Linked DNA regions of Homo sapiens: all the other regions are linked to region 3. The links are chromatin loops, found by intact Hi-C in ENCODE. Cell type or tissue: mammary epithelial cell. All regions are shown on one strand.

Region 1 (5,000 bases), 350 kb after region 3:
ACTTCTGTGGCTCAAGCAGAGAGCCTGAAAATAGGGAATATGTTTGAACAGCAAAGTAGAAAATAAACTAGCTAGGACTTCGCAGGCCTCCTTAAGAAGTTCTGTCATTATCTGAGGCACAATGAGAAGCTCCATGTATTGAACAGAGCTGCAGCGCCCTGCCATTTTCCTCCCCTAAGTTATTGCTTCTACGGGTCCTTCACTGTGAACTACACTCTTCATTTTTTCTGTCTCTGCTTGCTCAACTCACAACCATTATTTGGAACATTAATTTCAAGTGCCATCTCTTCCATGGAAAATGTCCTCCTCATCCCAAACCAAATGGAGCTTGTATTGCTGTCATTTGTCTTTGTTTTTTTTTTTTGACAGAAAATCACAGATTTATTGAAACAAAAGTACACTCCACAGAGTGGGAGTAGGCTCCAACAAGTCTTTTTCTTTTCTTTTCTTTTCTTTTCTTTTTTTTTTAGAGGCAGGGTCTTGCTGTGTCACTCAGGCTGGAGTGTAGTGGCAAGATCATAGCTCAGTGCAGCCTCGAACTCCTGCGCTCAAACAATCCTCCCACCTCAGCCTCCTGAGTAGCTAGGACTACAGATGTATGCCAACATGCATAGCTAATTTTTTTTTTTTTTTTTTTTTTTTGAGAAGGAGCTTTGCTCTTGTTGCCCAGGCTGGAGTGCAATGGCGTGGTCTCGGCTCACTGTAACCTCCCCCTCACGGGTTCAAACAATCCTCCTGCCTCAGCCTCCTGAGTAGTGGGATTACAAGTGCCTGCCACCACGCCCAGCTAATTTTTGTATTTTTTTAGTAGAGATGGGGTTTCACCATGTTGGTAAGGCTGGTCTTGAACTCTTGATCTCATGTGATCCACCCGCCTCAGCCTCCCAAAGTGCTGGGATTACAAGCATGAACCACTGCACCAGGCCACATAGCTACTTTTTTATTTTTTGTAGAGACAGAGGTCTCACTGTGTCGCCCAGGCTGGTCTTGAACTCCTGTGCTCAAGTGATCCGCTCGCCTCAGCCTCTGTATGTCTTTTTCTCTGCTACATATGAGACCTATAGGGTCTGATGTGGTAGCCACCAGCTACATGTGACTATTGAGCACCTGAATTGTGGCTAGTCTGAATCGAGATGTACTTTAGATGTAAAATACATACCAGATTTTAAACACAGTATGGAAAAAAAAAGAGAATATAAAATATTTCATTAATAATTTTATATTAAGTACAATTTAGAATGATAATGTTGGGGGTACATTGAGTTAAATAAAGTATATGTTTGAAATTAATTTCATGTTTCTTTTTACTTCACTTAATGTGTCCATTAGAACATTTACATTGTGTCTGTGGTTTATATTCTATTCCTATTGGACTGCACTCCTCTAGACTATACACTTCCTGAGTAGTAAAGGCTTATCCAATTATTCATCTGTTTATCCCCCAGGGAACACTAGCTTGTTCATAGTGGAAGAATCAATGAATATTGTTTAAATTCATTGCCAATTAAAAGAAATACTTTGCAATTTTAGTACACTACCTCCTTTCCACCTGAAATGTGCAGCCGAACTCCACAGTGAAAATGGGTAGACAAGGGAGACAGAGTTTTTTCCAGCCCCTATGAAGGCTAAAGGTATGGAACATGTGGTGTGGTCATGGAGGACACAGCAAGCCAAGACTGCTGATTCAGACAGGTTTCTCTATTTCCAAAACAAGAACTTTTATTGCAGAGTATGGAGGGAGCATTAGGACAGGAGGATCTTTGTGGTTTCTCACTGTATCTGTGGAAAAAATCTGAGGTTAAGGTTTAAATTAAACTGACATTTAAAAGAGCCTTTGTAGGCTCTTACTATGTGTATGTTAGCATCTGTTGCTATAGCTAAACTGACACTGATTATTATGAATGATGCTTTATGAGTGATGGAATAAAAATGTGGTTTCCTGCTTATGGACATTTCCTGGTGTTGGTTTCATCCTCTTTAATGATGAGATCAAGACCAGGGAAAATTACTAAGAGTATAGAAAACGTATCACAAAGAAAATATTATTAGGATACCAAGCATTTCTGAGATGGAAAAAAAAGTATTTAGAACTTCCGAATACCGCCTCTGTAATTTTATGAATTGTTTTGTTTCTGCTGGCTTCTGGTTTTGCAATCAGTTCTCCTTATGATTCACAGAGGCTCCCTCATGACTACCTTCACATGTGTTCCCCTTTTTGTTCAGAGACCTCTGAGGATGAACCAATGTATTTCTCATCATAAAATGGTTGAAGACATCTCTTTGCCCATTAGAAAGCCTAATTTCAAGGATTTTATGTTTTACCCTTGGAAAAGATGTTTAGTTTTAAACAGGCTTTTTCTCCAGGCGTATTTTCTACTGATCTCACAAAAGAGCTTCTGCTTCAACCAGACCTGTCTCCTCACTGTTCCTTGAAATGCCACTAGTTCTCTGTGTTTATTGCAACCTCTATCCTGCTACTGACCAAGGGTTCTCTCTGAATGTTTTACATTCAGACTCCACTTAAAAACTTGTCAGATTGCTACTGAAGTTTAAGTATGGAAAGAATTCTTGTAGTAGCCCTTCCCATAGGGCAATATCTCTTTTTACCATAACCAAGTTGCTCCTGTTTTAGCTTAGGCTAAACTTAATTTGCCTTCATTTTCCCCAGCTGTAAGAAGGGTCTTGGTAAACACTAACCTTCCGGTCTGAGTCATGTTTAGCCCTCATGATCTGAAGACATCCCAAGAGATCTCTTGTCTTAGTTTATGTTCCTTATCATTTTATCTATTAGAGTCACATCTTAGGTTAGGTAAGGAGATGGCATCTTTGTGTAAGACAAAATAACAAACATGAAAAGCTATGTTTACTCATTTCTGCTTGCCAACAAAGTAACTTCACAAAGCTCCTGACTCTGTGACAACATACAGCTCTCCAAAAGATACTTTAACAACAAAACAAAATAGAGCACAGGGTCCCCTATGTCTCTTGCATAGTACAAAATTACTTTCCATAAAAAAACTCTAATACATGTAAATACAAAAACACACAATTCATCTTAAAATGTACAAATTGATATTCTAACTTTATTAAGTCATTATCACATTTTCCAATCTACAACTCACTTTAATACTATTAAATATATACTATTATACACAACCTATACTATCCTTATAGTAGTCTTATTAAAATATTATATTAAATATAAAAAACCAAATCACAGTAAATAAAAAATAAATACAATCCAAAACGTATTTTCCAATAAATAGACAAATATACACACTAGGCCCAATACTCATTCCTTACTCCTACAACTCAAAATTACCAATCTTCCTTAAAAAAAAAAAAAAAGCCTTCTTATCTATATAAACAATCATTAATCTTATAAATACAACCAGACAATTAATTTATAACAAAAAAATTTATAGGACAAAATAACAAACATAAAAAAATTATATTTATTCATTTCTACTTGCCAACATAATTTTACAAAACTCCTGACTCTATAACATATAATTCTCCAAGGCTGGGAGTGGTGGCTCATGCCTGTAATCCCAGCTATCTGGGAGCCCGAGGCAGGTGGATCATTTGAGGTCACAAATTTGAGACCAGTCTGGCCAACATGGTGAAACCCCATCTCTACCAAAAACACAAAAATTAGCTGGGCATGGTGACATGTGCCTGAAGTCCCAGCTACTTGGGAGGCTGAGGCTAGAAAATTGCTTGAACCCAGAAGGTGGGGGTAGCAGTGAGCCAAGATGGTACCACTGTGACACTCCGTCTCAAAAAACAAAACAAAAAAAGACTTCTCCAAGAAAATACTGTAGAGACAAAACAAAATAAGACATACAACTCCCAAATGCCCCCAACCTCTCTTTACCTAAATCACTATATTCCTTAAAAAATAAAAAGCCCTAGTCCTTGTCTTTTTCTACACACAAAATAATGTCTAACAAAATTAATAATTATACTTCTATAACCTATAACCAGATAACTAAATATACTCTTTTTTAAAAATTTGTGTTTTTAGGCCAGGCACAGTGGCTCACGCCTGTAATCTCAGCACTTTGGGAGGCTGAGGCGGGCGGATCACAAGGTCAGGAGATTGAGACCATCCTGGCTAACACGGGGAAGCCCCGTCTCTACTAAAAAATACAAAAAAATTAGCCGGGCATCGTGTCCCAGCCTGTAGTCCCAGCTAATCTGGAGGCTGAGGCAGGAGAATGGCTTGAACCCGGGAGGCGGAGCTTGCAGTGAGCCGAGATCGCGCCACTGCACTCAGCGAGACTCCGTCTCAAAAAAAAAAAAAAAAAAAAATATTGTATTTTGTTTTTAGACAAGGTCTTGCTCTGTGCTCTGTCACCCACGCTGGAGTGCAGTGGCAATCACGGCTTACTGCAGCCTTAATCTCCCAGGCTCAGGAGGTCCTCCTACCTCAGCCTCCCAAGCAGTTGGGACTACAGGTGTGCACCACCATGCCCAGCTAATTATTTTATTTTTTGTAGAGACAGGCCTCCTAAAGTGTTGGGATTACAGGCATGAGCCACGAGGCGCAGCCCAAATATACTCTTACGTTCAAACCTTAATATAATTCTACTTTAATATAACTTCTAAACAAATCTAATACAATTTTATACATACTAAACCTCCACCACCTGTATATAAATAGATTAAAATATTAGCCAAAACAGGTTACTAACGAAACCTCTCTACAAACTACTTCCAGACTGTAGTCATCAGTCTACAGCCTGCAATAAGACTTCTAAAGAAAACTCACTTTAATTCTTTAAAAACTTATTTTTGTTTGGTTTGGTTTTAGTCAACACTTTTCACAAGAAAATTACTGGTGAAGTGGGACAGTCCACCTTGGAAGGCAAACTCTTCAGCAACTCCGTCCTCTCAGCCAATACCAGTCAGTTGTTCCTAACATTTGTTTCCCAGCAAATTTTATCTTTTTATCCCTTAAAAAAAATACTGACCTTTAGCACAAGTTAATGGTCTCT
Region 2 (5,000 bases), 220 kb after region 3:
AAAGATTCAAAGCCCTTTTTTCTGCTGTCATGTTCTACACTCTTTCTATCAAATAACACTTGCCTCAAGGGACTAACCAAAGAAAAATTGAACATACAGATGATCTTCACCTCAATATTCCTAAGCTTTCTTCCTTTGCCCATCATTTTTATGGTGGAGATGGCTGAAAAAGAATATAAACTGTAAATAATATGAGTAAGAGGGGAGAGAATCACAAGAGTAGAAGAGTTATAATATTCATTAAATGACTACAGAGGCAGGGAAAACCCGAGTGTGATGACATTAACATGGTCATGAAAAAGTCATAGAGAATCACAGTTACACAACACTATAGGTGAATGCACCTGCTTGATCTCTCTTGTCATATCACCTCCCCCATTCTCTTTTCTTCATAGCATTTATACTGTTTTATAGCATCCTCTGAGATTATCCTAATTATCCTGTGTTTATTAATATTTACTAATAATTATTTAGCTCCTGCATTCGAATTTTCAATTCCTTTGGGCAAGGATCATGGTGTTTTGTTCAATGCTGCATCCCCAGAGCCTAGAAAAACATTGGTGCATAGTAATTACTCAATAAATATTTGTTGAATGAATGAATGTCATCAAAAAGCAGCCAGAGGAAAATGACTTTTAAGCAACATGGTATAAACAAAAAAACTAGCTGAACTTGTTTTACTTATCAACATTGGTTATGAAAGGTTGTATATAACCAATACTTACAGGGTAATTTCTTTTCCTACAACTGATACAACTGATATTTCCTAAAAATATAAAAGGAAGTCTCAAAAATCCCTGAAAGATATGCAAGTAATCTCAGGGGGAAAAAAGTTACAAAGATTACTTCATTATAAGGCACTAAAAAGGAAACTTATAAAAGCCACGCTGTATTTTCCTGTTAGGGCAGTGTTAAATAAATTACTCAGCAAATTCTCAAGTTGTGTAAGAATAGTGCTTTGGCCCAAAATTTAGGAGCCAGTAAGTCAAACTGGAAATAAGACCATTTTTTTTTTAATGGACAATGAGCACTCACTCTCTGAAATTCTCATCTTTTATCTTACTGTAGTTTTTTTAAATACTTATGTCATTTTTACCAAATAGTAGAATTATTTTTATACATTGGAAACTGAAAAGCTGATCTTGTGCCTTTCTTATATAAATAACCTTTTTGAATAAAAAGATAAACATGAATGAATAAAGAAGTAGACTCCAAGTTTTAAACAGTCTACTTACAAAGAGTGTTTTAAAGCATCACCATTTTGTAAGTTGGGAACTGTCTGTATTTTTTATTTTATTTTATTTTATTTTATTTTATTTTATTTTATTTTTTTTGAGACAGAGTCTTGCTCTGTCATCCAGGCCGGCGTGCAATAGAGTCATCTTGGCTCACTGCAACATCCAACCCCTGGGTTCAAGTGATCCTTCTGCCTCAGCCTCCCAAGTAGCTGGGGTTACAGGTGTGTGCCACCACGCCTGGCTAATTTTTGTATTTTTAGTAGAGACAGAATTTCACCATGTTGGCTAGAATGTTCTTGAACTCCTAACCTCAAGTGATCCACCCGCCTCGGCCTCCCAAAGTGCTGGGATTACAGGCGTGAGCCACCGCTCCTGGCTAGTATTTATACGTAGTAAACAATATCTTATAGGCCTTTCATCACAGACCAACTTTTCTTAAACTCATCAGTATTTAAAACGTCTGCTTCTTAGGAATTCCTTCTTGTATGAAACTATGTCTTCTAAACATTCTTTTGGCAATTCTTTAAACAAATAATAACTGATACCTACGACAATTGCCAAATTCTTCTTGTTTCTAAATTCTCCTTTGCAGTTTAATAAAAACAGTCATATTCTCTCCTGCAAAGTTCCTGTATCTCTTCTCCCTTTCCTTTTGGGGATCATAAACCATAAGTAGCCATCTTTCATAGCTTTTACTTACACATTTTCCCTACACTTTCACTTGTGTTTTACAGTCAGAAAAGAAGAGCAACGGTTAACGCAGACACAAGAGTGTGCAAGCCAGCCCCAGTCCTTCCTCACCTCCCACCCAACAGCATCAGCCTTGCCCTGTCTTCCCCAGACATGGCCACAAATCTATCTAATCACTTATTCTCAGTTTCCTCTTCCTGAACCCTCCCAACACCAAAAGTGGCAGCTCTGACAGAAAAATACCAAACCCACTTCCATCTGAGTTCCCTAGGTTTGGTGTAGTCAAAACAACTGCTTCGCCAGTTGACTCATCTCACAGGTCACTCACCAACTCATGGTCGTCATCATTATCTATAGACCATGGAACATTCTATCCATCTGGTTAGAAAAGTGACTAATAGTGTTGGGATTTTTTTCGCCACAAAAACAAGCATTCCGTCTCTTTCATTTTGGTGTGGAATGTGAGGCCTCCATTGCTGAGTACTTTCACCACTGTGATTGAGGAAATTTTCATTTGGTAAGAAATTGAGCTCATGATGAAGACGTGTTTACTAATAGCTGTCTGTACTTCTGTTTTATTTTTACCGTACTTGGGAATTGTATTGCCTCTAGGTTTATCTATCTTGAATTCTAAGCATAACTGGGAAATGAGTTAAAAATTCCATATAAAGATTTGGCTTTTCTTTGACCAATAATGCAGTGGAATGCAGAAGTGGGAGGTACAGGTAGAAAGAGAGAGAGGAAATGCATTTTCCCTGGTGCAGAGTAACCTTCTGGTTCTGTTAAAGTTAAAAAAAAATTACTAGCTATTCTGTGTTAAAAGTAGCCTTAAATTTTTTAAATTACTATGATATTGAGGCTGAGCACAGTGGCTCATGCCTGTAATCCCAGCACTTTGGGAGGCCAAGGCAGGCGGATCACCTGAGGTCAGGAGTTCGATACCAGCCTGGCCAACGTGGTGAAACCCCATCTCTACTAAAAATACAAAAATTAGCCAAGTATGGTGGCAGGTGCCTGTAATCCCAGCTAGTTGGGAGGCCGAGGCGGAAGAATCTCTTGAACCTGGGAGGCGGAGTTTGCAGTGAGCCGAGATCGCACCACTGTACTCCAGCCTGGGGGACTGAGCAAGACTCTGTCTCAAAAATAAATAAATAAATAAATAAATAAATACATAAATAAATAAATAAAATAAATCACTGTGATATTGGACAAACATTATCATAAAAATTTATTTTTTAATAAAGAACAAAACCACATTATCATATAAGTCTGGCAAATCTGCTTTGATTTTTTCTAGATTGAGTTATTGGATCTCTGTTAAACTGTTATTAGATAGAACAAATATATGCATTATACTATTATCTTCTTTTCCCCTGGGCCCTTCTATTTAATTAGGACAAGGTAACTTGAAAACATGTAAAGTACTGTCATCAAAAACATATATCTACTGAATGCCTCCCCTTACCCTCATTGGCCAAGTGTCATATTAGGTATACTGAAGATACAAAGATCCTTGCCTTCTGGGACTTTACATTTTAGTGTCAGAGACAGAAGAGATGTATGAGAAAATAAACACAGAAGAAAGAGCAGATGCTATGAATCCCCATGACACATCTGTTTTCAAATGAGAAACAGCATAAACAATGTGAAGGCTGAATTCCACACATCATTCTCGGGTCCAATTTATTTGCCAACTCTAGGAAAGATAAACTCAGATATTATTGTGATATTCACACAACTATCACCATGAAGAACAGATTTTCTGATTCAAGGAGAAGGAAAAAAACAGCTTTCTCTTCTTGAGAACTGAATTATTCTTCCCTCTTAACACTTCTGTGAATTTTTCCTGCTAAATATAACAGCCAAAACAAGGGGCCTGAAGCCCAATTTGGTTGCATTGCAAGACAAATAACATCCATACTAATAACAGCAGCTATAATGTATTGAACCCCTATTGTAATAGGCTCCATGTTAAGCATATTTACATATATCTTCTCATTCAAACATCATAACAATCCTGGAAGAAACGTGCTATGATGCCCTTTGAGTAAAAGACCAGAAGGATTAAGTAAAATGACCAAGTATTATGCATAAACCATGGCTGGGCAGGATTTGCACCCAGGTCCATCCATCTAAAAACCCGTTTCTTTTCATTACCTCAGAAGAGAAGTGGTTATTCCATTTCCCTAGGATGAGTAATTCCTCTGTGAAGGAAATACCAACATTCTTTCAATGCTTATCTACAGAGGAGGGTGGAGGAGGAACGGATAAGGTGGAAAAAGTCAGTGAGGATTAGGAATGACATCCCAAGGCTGAATCACTTATCCATTTATTTAATCAAACAAGTTTATATTGAAGGCCAAATAGGTGCTGGATACAGGAGACTGGACTGTAAAATAGAGATGCATCATGCCACTCAGGGAGCTACAGTCTCATGGAGAAGACAGACCAAGAAGACAAGCACGTCAAATAAGGAAACAAACAGGGCACCCAAATAGGGAATCATGGGAGGTGGTGGTGGCCCGCTTTGAATACCACTGTTGCTGTTTACTTTCCAGCTTTCTCTAAGGAAGTGACATATAAGCTGAGCCTGAAAGATGAAGAGGAGCAGATTGTATGCAGAGCAGAGGGAAGAGCAAGCTGATGGAGGTGACTAATCAGAGGGCCTGATGGTCAAGTGCTCAAGGTGGAGTTAAAGGAAACCCTGCTTTCTTGACATCACCAGCTGCTCAGAAGCCTTCAGCAGGCATCCTAGACCTTCTCCTTCTCTAAGGGATGGGCCTCACCTACTTTCTTCAGCTGAGACCTGGCACAGACCCTTGGAGCTTCTAAGGACCCCATTGTAGCCTTGGGGTGGAGGCCCATGGCACCACTGCCCTCTCCCTGGGATAAAGGTCCTGGGGCCACTTCTCAGGGCTGTGTCCCTCTATCAGGAGGTAATTGTCTCTCCCAAATCACCTTCTTCTTCTTCCTTTTTCTTCACCCCATTAAAAAAAGGGTACAGAATACCTTTCTTTTTTCTTTTTTTTTCTTTTTTTTTTGAGACAGTCTGTCACTCCATCACCCAGGCTG
Region 3 (5,000 bases):
TCTCCTGGCCTTCTCTCCAGGCATACTGGCTTTCTTTCTTTTCCAACTCACCAAGCTGGTTCCCACCTCAGGTTCTTCGCAATTGCTGTTCTCCTTGCCTGCACTACTCTGCCCTGAGACCTTTGCATGCCCAGTTCCTCCTAAGTGTATTATCATCTTCTTAAGAGGCTGGGTGGCCCACCCTGACGACACTATCCATCCATAGTGCTGCTCAGTACAAAAAGGTAAAGAACAAGTGTGAGTGCAATTTTAGATGCTCAAGTAGCCACAGTGAAAGCACATAAAAAGAGGTTAAATCCTTCTTCATGATATTTTTATTTAATCCAGTATATCTAAGATATTTTCAACGATTAGTATAAAAATGTTAATGAGATAATTTTCTATTCTTTTTCTCATACTAAGTTTTTGAAATTCAGTTCATCTCTTACAGCACATCTCAACATGGACTGGACACATTTCAAATACTCAGGAGGCACATATGGCTAGTGGCAACTGTATTGGACAGCACAGATCTAAAACAAACCCTCACCTCCAGCCACTCTCAATCACATCGCCCTGCTTTATCATGATTGTAACGCTTATTAGTGTTTGAAATTACCTGGCTTATTTACTTGAACATTATTCCGCCTTGTTCTCTATCTGTACCCTGCCCATGAAAAGTAAAGTCCAAAAGACCAAGGGCTTCATTTTATTCTTTGTTGTGTTTTCAAAGCTTAGTATATTGCGAGTTTTCAATAAATATTTATTGAAAGTTAAATGAATGAGAAACAAATGTAATGTTAAAAACAGTGGAATCTGTATGTGGCTTTTACTGTTTCAGTTTTCCCTCCCTTGTGCGATATTTCAGATAGATGATGAAATGATAATATCAACCCCACAAGTGTTACTCCCCTTCCTCTCCATTTCCATGTCCCAGTGTAACTATTGGGCATTGTCTGTGTCCTATATTTTTTCTGGTATGAATTGACTTATAAAGAGAAAGCATTTTCTGATCTACTTTAGACCTAGTCTCAAGTTAGCATTCAACTCACACTAAGCAGGGAAAAAAAACAAACATCTGGACTTTCTCTTCTTTCTTCCATTAACCATTACAAGATTTTTTCAGACAGTAGTCAAGCTGTAACTTGTATTTATTATCTTTTTAGCCAATGGGAGGAAAACCAGGATCTGTGATCAGTTGCAGGCCTTGGAAACTTCCAAGACACCCAGAGTCCTGGGAATTTCCCTCCATTGCCGCTCTGGAGCTGACCCAGGCTTGCCTGCTACTGCGGCTGTATGTCACAGTAGGCAAGGGTTCCAGATCTGTCTGTGCTTATTGCCTCCATCTGTAAAGAATAAACTACAATTATTGCTTATTCCAATATAAGGCTATAGAGAAAATAACAACAGAGTACTTTATGCCCAGTAATGAAAAGCATTGTTCGTGGCCCTACAAAGCAATGGGCATTGCCTTAGTAATTAAGCTTATGTTCCATGCACAGATACTACAATTAAAAACTTTCAGAGTCTTGGAGGGTGGATCCATACTATAGGCAAAGGATAAAAAATAAGTAGGATTTGAAAAGCATGCTTACTCTTTGTAAACTTAGAGAACTTTGAGAAAAGAGAAAAGTTTCTGCAAGCTAGTTTTGGCATTTAATTACATTAGCGTACAACTATTCCTTGGTGAGACAGAATGAAGAGAACCTTGACCCAATTCAGTCCCACCCCTTCCCTATCTTCTCCTCTCTTCTTCCCCTGGTTATCTTTGAAATTATACTCCAGGATAAGCCTGGCTTTGGTTTATCTGCAAACAAAAGGGCTGTCAAATTTAAGAATGTTATGTTTTCGCTTCAGAATTCATTCATTCATTTAAAAATTATGTTGTACACCTATGGGAAATGCAAATGTAAATAAGACCTTAGAGGGGCTTACATTTTAGCAGATTGTACATTCATTAAACAATTTAGTTATTCAATTACAATCGTAATGGGTGCCTTGAAGGAGAAGAATCAGGTGGTATGAGAAGATTTAAGGAAGTCCTGATTGAGACTTTCCTGTGAAGGTGGCCCTTCAGCTACATTCTGAAGGAGAGATACGATTTAGGAGATGAAGGGGGTGAGGAAGTTTTTAGGCAGAGAGAGAAGCACATGTCAGTGTGTTGAGTCAGGGAATAACCTGGCATAATCAAGAGACCCAGACATGGCCAGGGTGGACCAGCCAGCACCCCAGAGGGCTCCCAGATGAGAGGCTAATGAAGCAACAAGAGCCAGAGCCCAGAGCCTCTGCCATTCTCCCCAGTGGTGCTTCCTGTTACAGAATTGAGAGATCCTCTTCATTCATTTCCCTGACACTTGCATATTTAGGAGGTATCTGACATGTGACGCACTGAAAAGTTGTGGCTTTGCTCATGTGCTATAAGCAGTAGAGACACAATTCCTTCTGCTTCTGTCTGGAACATATCTCAGCTGACTCATCTGCTGCAGTAGCAGACAATGAGCACCAGGGGGCAGAAAGCATTCTTCTGTGTTTGCTCTGGTAGACCACAAAATGGTGAAATGTGCACTCACTTTGACCTAAAGTATTAAACAAGGAATTAGCTACTACCATGATTGGAGGTCATTGCCTTTCTAATCTTACCCAAGCATTACACAAGAAACCAACAAAACTCTTGGTGAGTTTATTGAGTATGATTTAATTCACTCTGAATTAAACCAGGAAGCGTAACTAACATGTCTTAATGAAGCTGTGACTGTCACATGATGATGGTTTAGAAAGAAGAGGGCCATTTGAGGGGATGTCTCAAAATATTGTACTAGGGAAACAAGGAAGGACGAACCATAGAAGCACAGTCTTCAGCTGTCTTCCAAGACTGTTTCCAGGTAGAAATGAGAGGTGGAAACCGTAAGAGAGGTGCAGAAGGTCTTAAATATGTAATTGGGTAGGTCAATGCAATTTGAGAGTTGATAAGCTATTAATACGAAGACAATGTGACTTTTGGCAGCTATGTTTCCAACAAATGATTACCTCTGGGGAAAACCGATAAATAAACAAGGCTTCTCATTACAACAAATTGGTCATGGATTGGGTGGTATTAACCTCACACTAATCATGTCTTACTGATTGATGCAGATGGAAGTCTCATGCCAGTCACGAGTCAAACCAAATAATTAGCAGATGTCACCAATGCCGATCTGCTGATGTCTAAAAATGGAACAAGTGAATCAGCAAACTATTTAGGAAAGTAAGGCTATGCCAACCATTCTGTCATTAAGAGCCTTGTAAGGGCAATATGGTCTATGTGTCATCAGGGTCCCTCAGCGTGACCATGAAAAAGAAAATGGATACCTATATGCTAAACATAACTATAACCATTGACTATGTGTATAAATACCATATTATGTAGATTATTTTTAAAGTCTCAAAAAGTACTTAAAACTAATTACTAGGACAATGCCTCCCTGTTATTATTGTTATTGTCACTGTCATCATCAAAAGCAAATGGCACTGGTTAAAGTGAGGCATGATCTTTTTTCTCTGGAAGTACATACTTTGATAATAAAATACTAATACACATGAATGTAAGAAATATATAAGTAAATATACATGGAGCTAATATAGAAAAGCCTAACACAGGCATCACTGAAATAAGAAAGGAAAGTTTGATTTACTGAAACTTAATAGACATACTTATGTGACAGTTATTATGCTGGGCACTTTATAAACATTGCTATATTTATATTTCATAGCAATCCTGTGGAGTTGGGTTTACCATTACCTTCATTTTACAATAGACTTGGGAAAGTGGAGTAATTTGTATAGCAAGTGGCAGAGTCAAATATGGAAACAAGTCTGTCCGTAGGGACCTTTGTTAATATTGGTCACCCAACATCCATCTCCACTTCCTATCAACATCTTCCATTTCCTTTGGAGGATTTGCTTTTCCCCCATTGTGGAGAGTTCTAGTAGATCAGAAAATTCAGATAATCTGTTCTTCCTCAATGAAAGTAAAGAGTAGCCTCTGGACAGATTCTTTCTGTTGAAAGGATCTGGAGGGAAGGCCTTCTAAGATCTAAGCCTGGTCAACTGGACTTTCAACCCAGATACAAGGAGGGAAGAAACTGTTCCTGCCAAAAGTCTCTTTCCTTGTTCCTATTCTACTTCTGGAACTGCTCCTTCAGACTTCCATTGATTTGGTGTGTTGTGGTCACCAATATCCTTCTAATAAATTGAATCATAGTTGCCCATACCAAAGAACCTAATGCCTCAAAGTAAATTCACTTTCAACCCCTCCAAACTTCAATCGTGCCAAGAAAATACAATATTTTTAATCTCTATTTCAAATACTGAAATAACTTCACAAATAATAGGTTAGGTAGAAGTCTTTGTCACAAATAGAATAATTTGCAAATCAAAGCAATGTTAACCTTTGTTTTCATCGCAATCATTATTTTTGTGTAAATTCAATACATGGAGTTGGTTATATCTATGTAACAATAGCTTATCTTTTAGGTAGATTAGAATTTTTTCTAAGACTACCATTTATACTTTTTTCTTTTTCTTTTTCTTTTTTTTTTTTTTTTTTGAGATGGAGTCTCACTGTGTCACCCAGTCTGGAGTGCAGTGGCACTATCTCGGCTCACTGCAATGTCTGCCTCCCAGACTCAGGTGATTCTCGTGCCTCAGCCTCCCGAGTAGCGGGGACTACAGGCGCCTGCCACCACACTCAGCTAATTTTTGTATTATTATTATTTTTTTAGTAGAGACGGGGTTTCATCATGTTGGTCAGGCTGGTCTCGAACTTCTGACCTCAAGTGATCCACCTGCCTTGGCCTTCCAAAGTGCTGGGATTACAGGTGTGAGCCACTGCCCTGAGACCATTTATACTCTTTTCTGACATGATTCCTTCCCTTTGTAATACAAAAGTAAACTCCAGCTGCTTACTGTGTCTAGATAGGCCAATTCTGAATTTGTAGGTAATTCACAGTAATTGCTCTTATTAACTGAATTCTTACCAAGTG

Evidence for each region. A loop is a pair of places that touch in the nucleus more often than their neighbours do. Peaks named below come from ENCODE experiments on the same cell type or tissue, not always from the same donor. Only the 100,000 strongest peaks of a DNase experiment are listed, where the experiment ranks them.
Region 1: it touches region 3 in a loop (8-fold over the local background); 5 of 110 quality-filtered maps call a loop at or near these places.
Region 2: a loop joins it to region 3, with 6 times the contacts of the local background. A loop is called at or near these places in 16 of 110 quality-filtered maps.

What each region holds. Positions count from the first base shown.
Region 1 is chr6:134,285,793-134,290,792 of GRCh38, reverse strand. The region is part of intron 1 of SGK1 (serum/glucocorticoid regulated kinase 1); the gene reads left to right. Among named protein-coding and RNA genes, the nearest start is that of SGK1, 30 kb to the left of the region's middle. In mammary epithelial cell, no CTCF peak of the experiment used is centred here; a DNase peak (open chromatin) is centred at 1,932; H3K27ac peaks cover 3,367 bases.
Region 2 is chr6:134,420,254-134,425,253 of GRCh38, reverse strand. No RefSeq gene overlaps it. Among named protein-coding and RNA genes, the nearest start is that of LINC01010, 15 kb to the left of the region's middle. In mammary epithelial cell, no CTCF peak of the experiment used is centred here; DNase peaks (open chromatin) are centred at 283, 2,313, 4,353 and 4,523; H3K27ac peaks cover 4,557 bases.
Region 3 is chr6:134,638,608-134,643,607 of GRCh38, reverse strand. No RefSeq gene overlaps it. Among named protein-coding and RNA genes, the nearest start is that of LINC03002, 100 kb to the right of the region's middle. In mammary epithelial cell, a CTCF peak has its summit at 2,480 (motif pointing right); a DNase peak (open chromatin) is centred at 2,457; H3K27ac peaks cover 1,928 bases.